Linked DNA regions of Homo sapiens: region 2 is linked to region 1. A link is a loop called in an ENCODE intact Hi-C map of the cell type or tissue named here. Cell type or tissue: heart left ventricle. All regions are shown on one strand. Links, peaks and the distances in the headings refer to the core of each region. The heading gives the core; the rest is flanking DNA.

Evidence for each region. A loop is a pair of places that touch in the nucleus more often than their neighbours do. Peaks named below come from ENCODE experiments on the same cell type or tissue, not always from the same donor. Only the 100,000 strongest peaks of a DNase experiment are listed, where the experiment ranks them.
Region 2: it touches region 1 in a loop (4-fold over the local background); 81 of 110 quality-filtered maps call a loop at or near these places.

Annotation. Positions count from the first base shown.
Region 1 is chr1:35,205,968-35,208,885 of GRCh38, forward strand. No RefSeq gene overlaps it. Among named protein-coding and RNA genes, the nearest start is that of SFPQ, 14 kb to the left of the region's middle. In heart left ventricle, for the core only: no CTCF peak of the experiment used is centred there; no DNase peak of the experiment used is centred there.
Region 2 is chr1:35,286,030-35,288,947 of GRCh38, forward strand. The region is part of intron 1 of ZMYM4 (zinc finger MYM-type containing 4); the gene reads left to right. Among named protein-coding and RNA genes, the nearest start is that of ZMYM4, 19 kb to the left of the region's middle. In heart left ventricle, for the core only: no CTCF peak of the experiment used is centred there; no DNase peak of the experiment used is centred there; H3K27ac peaks cover 325 bases.

The DNA of each region.
Region 1 (2,918 bases), core at 157-2,656:
GGAGGTTTCATTGAGTGATAGAGGTGGCTGTCAGTGGGACAGGGAGCTAGAAAGGGTGTGGAGTGGGAAAATAATCTTCCCCTGGATTTCAGCCATCCCCAGCTGACCTCCTTTCTGATAGTCCAGCTGTCTCTTCAACATTCAGACGCTTCTTCTCTTCTCTCCTTCTCTGCCATGCTACTCTGCTCCTCTGCCAGTGGAGTTTGGGGTTTTTATGCATACAGGATGGTGGGCATGGCAAGCCAGGGTGGTTTTGGAAAAAGCAACGTGTGGGTGGGAAAAGAGAGATGTAAAGCTCTTATTTAGGGCTGCAGCCCCAGGCTTGTGGGTGGGGCTTTTGCGGGGAACCACCCTCTTCTACCCAGTATTTCCCTGCCTCTGGTCCATATCAACATGACCCCAAGAGGTTGAGGCTGCAGTGAGCCAAGATCACACCACTGCACTCCAGCCTGGGTAACACAGTGAGACCCTGTCTCAAAATACACACACACACACACACACACATACACACACACATATATATACATACACACAAATATATATATAGATGTTTTTGTTACATGATTTATTGAAATTAAACATGTATCACTAATTAAATGGGCAAGTGTAAAAAATTACAGTTTATGAGTGTTATTAAAGATTTATAAATACAGGCCAGGCACAGTGGCTTGCGTCTGTAATCCTAGCACTTTGGAAGGCAGAGGTGGGCAGATTAACTGAGGTCAGGAGTTCAAGACCATTCTGGCCAACATGGTGAAACCCCGTCTCTACTAAAAATACAAGAGTTAGCCAGGCGTGGTGGTGCATGCCTGTAATCCCAGCGACTTGGGAGGCTGAGGCAAAAGAACTGCTTGATCCCGGGAGGCGGAAGTTGCAGTGAGCTGAGATGGCACCACTGCACTCCAGCCTGGGTGATAAAGCAAAACTCTAGTTCAAAAAAAAAAAAAAGGCCAGGTGCCGTGGCTCACGCCTGTAATACCAGCACTTTGGGAAGCCAAGGTGGGCGGATCATGAGGTCAGGAGATCGAGACCATCCTGGCTAACACGGTGAGACCCCGTCTCTACTAAAAACACACAAAAAATTAGCCAGGCGTGGTGGCGGGCACCTGTAGTTCCAGCTACTCGGGAGGCTGAAGCAGGAGAATGGCATGAACCAGGGAGGCGGAGCTTGCAGTGAGCCAAGATCATGCCACTGCACTCCAGCTTGGACGACAGAGCGAGACTCCGTCTCAAAAAAAAAAAAAACTAATAAAAAAAGAAGTTTTTTTGTTTTTGTTTTTGTTTTTTTGAGGCGGAGTCTCGCTCTGTCGCCAAGCTGGAGTGCAGTGGCCCCATCTCAGCTCACTGCAACCTCTGCCTCCCGGGTTCAAGCAATTCTCCTGCCTCAGCCTCCCGAGTAGCTGGGACTACAGGCACACACCACCACGTTTGGCTAATTTTTTTTTTTTTTTTTTTGCATTTTAGTAGATACAGGGTTTCACCATGTTGCCCAGGCTGGTCTCGAGCTCCTGAGCTCGGGCAATCTGACCACCTCGGCCTCCCAAAGTGCTAGGATAACAGGCGTGAACCACCACGTCTGGCAAAGAAAAGAAAAAAGCTTTATAAATACAACTGTATAATGTTGCCTTTAACTATATGCTAATCTAAAATAAATTATTTTGGTTGGGTGTGGTGGCTCATGCCTGTAAATAAAATAAAATAAGAAAATAAAATAAAATAAGAAAATAAAATAAACTTTTGGCCGGGTGTGGTGCCTCACGCCTGTAGTCCCAGCTATTCGGAAGGCTGAGGCAGGAGAATTGCTTGAACCCGGGAGGCAGAGGTTGCAGTGAGCCAAGATCATGCCACTGCACTCCAGCCTGGGCAACAGAGTGAGACTCTGTGCCAAATAAATAAATAAGATAAAATAAAATAAAATAAAATAAACTTGTAATTAGCTGGGCATGGTGGCAGGCGCCTGTAATCCCAGCACTTTGGGAGCCTGAGGCAGGTGGATCACCTGATGTCAGGAGTTCAAGACCATCCTGGCCAACACGGTGAAACCCCGTCTCTACAAAAATACACAAATTAGCCGGGCATGATGGTGAGTGCCTGTAATCCCAGCTACTCAGGAGGCTGAGGTGGGAGAATCGCTTGAACCCAGGAGGTGGAGGTTGCAATGAGCTGAGATCATGCCACTGCACTCCTGCCTGGGTGACAGAGCAAGACTCCATCTCAAAAAAAAAAAAAAAAAAAAAAAAAAAAATATATATATATATATATATATATATATATATATATACACAATACATATATATATCACTCATGCCATGCTTCCGTTGGGTTCTTCTCTGCTTAAGCAGGTGAGACTATATATATAAAACATAAAAATACATATATTATATATAAAAATATATGTATTGTATATGTATAATATATATGTATATATGTATAATATATAATATATAATAATACATGTTATATAGATAGATAGATAGACAGATATAATCTCACCTGCTTAAGCAGAGAAGAACACAATGGAAGCATGGCATGAGTGATATTTCCTGAGAAGACAAGGAAACAATCTGGAAGGTCAGGGCCAAGCAGGCAAAATCACCTAGTCTGGTTGGTTTTTGGCAGGCATTCTGTGCACTGCAGGGGAGTGTTTGGGGCAAGCAGGATTAGCTTTCAATATTCTTCAGACCACAAAGGGGATAAGACACTGTGGTGGAAGCCAGGTTGGACACTGGCACTGCAGTAAACACAGTAAAAGAGCCTCGTCTCACCTGCTTCCCCCCAGACAGGCCCAGACTGAGGACTTAGCTCCAGGCTTACTGCCACTCTTCAAGGCTCTCATTATTATTGAATAACCTACCTTGGGCTCCATGAGCACCTTACTAACACAGGGGGCATGCCTATAAATCCTTTTGCCATCCTTC
Region 2 (2,918 bases), core at 288-2,787, 80 kb after region 1:
GAAGTTCTAGCCAGAAGTTAAGCAAGAAAAAGGAAATAAAAAGCATTCAAATTGGACAGGAAGAAGTAAAACTATCTCTATTTAAAGGTGACATGATCTTATACGTAGAATACCCTTAAAGTTATGCCAAAAACAAAACTGTGCAAGTTAGTAAGAAATTCAGCAAAGTTGCAGGATATGGCATCAACACACAAAAATCAGTTGTATTTATGTACACTAGAACAATCCCAAAAGGAAATTTTAAGAAAACAATTTCATTTACATTAGAGTCAAGAAGAAAAAAAAAATACTGAAACACCTGTATCCCTTTGACTTAACTCCAATAGTCCTTGAAAGATTCCTCCCCGTCCGCCAAAAAAATAGAACCAGGCTCATCTATACATACGCTACTTCAGACCTGGAATTAACTTGTTTTGCAAGACGCCTCAGTACCTTTCAGTGGAAGATGTTATCTGGAGACCACAGCCTGAACTCAGACAAGCTTTTTGAAGTTAGAATCTTTATGAGATGGTGTAAGTTGCTTATTTCCCATTCACTCCTGAGCCTGCCTGCCTCTGTCTGCCTATTTTTTTTTTTTTTTTTTTTAAGAGACAGGATCGTACTCTGTTGCCCAGGTTGGAATGCAGTGGCATGATCACGGCTCACTGAAGGCTTGACCTCCTGGGCTCAAGCAATCCTCCCACCTCACCCACCTGAGCAGCTAGGACCACAGACAATACCCTTGTGCCTGGCTATTTAAATAATTTTTTTTTTTTTTTTTTTTTTTTTTTTTTTTTTTTTTGTAGAGACAGGGTCTCCATATGTTGTCCAGGCTGGTCTTGAACTCCTGGGCTCAAGCAGTCCTCCACCTCTGCCTCCCAAAGATTATAGGTGTGAACCACCCTGCCTGGCCCTAGCTTATCTTTCTGTTTTGGCACTGAAATTCTTCTCTTTAGGAACACTGAAATGATCTAATAATCACCAAATCTAATGGATGCTTTTCAGAGATTATTTTATTTGACTTTTCTTAGATCTTTATTTGACCTTTCTTATTTCTGTTGCCCTTCCTTCCTCGACTTTTTCCTTGTTTTATGAGATGGCATTCTCATGGTTCTCCTCTTGAATTGCTCTTTTTGCGTGCTCAATAAGTGTTATTCCCTCAGCTTGTATTTTCTTGAGCAATCTCTTCTACAATAGTGGTTTTACTTAATTTTTTTTTTTTTTTTACTTAGTATTTTTTAAGAGATGGGGTCTTGCTATATTACCCAGGCTGGCCTTGAACTCCTGGCCTCAAGTGATCCTCCTTCCTTGGCCTCCCAAAGTGCTGGGATTACAGGCATCAGCCACTGGCTTATAGTAGTAGTTTTAGGATCTACCCATTAAGTACATTATGTGATTTCCATTTTACTTCTTCGCTTCTGTTTTTGTCTTTAAAACTAAAAATCTTGTGTTTTTGCTGTCATACAAATACTGCAAATTCACTATGTCTACAACTGAACTCCTACTTCCTTCTTCCCTGCCAATTACTTGCTCACACACCTAGTGCCCTCCCCTTCTCAACTTGTTATTTTTCCTATTTATTTTATTTTTATTTTTATTTTATTTTATTTTTTGGGGGACGGAGTCTTGCTCTGTCACCCAGGCTGGAATGCAGTGACGCAATCTCGGCTCACTGCAACCTCCATCTCCCGGGTTCAAGCGATTCTCCTGCCTTAGCCTCCCATGTAGCTGGGATTACAGGCATGCGCCACCATGCCTGGCTAATTTTTGTATTTTTAGTAGAGATGGGGTTTCACCATGTTGGTCAGGCTGGTCTCGAACTCCTGACCTCGCGGTCTACCAGCCTTGGCCTCCCAAAATGCTAGGATTACAGACGTGAGCCCCCACTCCCGGCCTATTTTTATTTTTATTTTAGAGACAGTCTTGCTATGTTGCCCTGGATGGAATGCAGTGGCAAGATCATAGCCCTCTGCAGCCCCAGTCTGTTATTCTTCACATATTATCTCTATTAGTTACTGGCTTCTAGTCACCCAAGTTAGAAATCTGTGAGTCATCTTTTGTTTCTTCCCTTTCCCTTACTGTTTAGTTTTAATTGCTAAGTCTTGTTAATACTACATCAGGTATGATTTTAAAAACATTTTTGATGTTCTACTGCCACCACCTTAGTTCTGGTACTCATTTTGCATGTTTTGTCTTTTGACTTTCCTTGCTTTTACAACTCTTCTTTTCGCACTCCCTTCTTTACTGTTTCCTCTACCCCATTCATTTTTACACATTGGAGACAGATTTTTCTTCTAAAATGAAAACATGTTTATCTTTGAGGTAACAAGTTGGCTCCCTTATTATTCCAGTTCTCTAAGGTGGTTATTGGTCAGAGTTTTTTCCTGTGGCGAAAGGCAGCTTGCCTTACAGCTCTGACTCCTATCAGAAATTTACTTTTTCTTTGTGGGAGAGTTTCTTTCTGAATGTCTTTGCTACTATCACGCTAGCTTTGGTAGAGGCCCTGCTCGTGACCCCACCCTCTGTGGTGACAGAATCTTTGCCTAATTCCACCCAGCACAGCTGAGACCAGGCTGTGATTATTTCAAAACAGACTTTATTAAAAACTTAGTATAATAGGGAATTGCAGAACAAATATGTATGTATTTATATATGTATTATGTGTGGCTGATCTAGGAGAAATAGGCAGCATCTACTTGCTGAGCTTTCAGTTGTCTCATGGTGAGCAGAGGGCATCTTTTCTTTGAAACTCAGAAGCAGGTTGAAATCTGGGGGAATTAACTTATTTTTTTCCTTTCTTCCAAAGACCTTATTTCATGACCTATAATTTGTGTCCTGGCTGACTAACATTGGGAATATCAGTTCACTTTAGGAGATTCAGTCTCCTTCCTGCTCAGATTTATTGTTACTCTGTCTCCAGTAGAACAAATAGACCATTA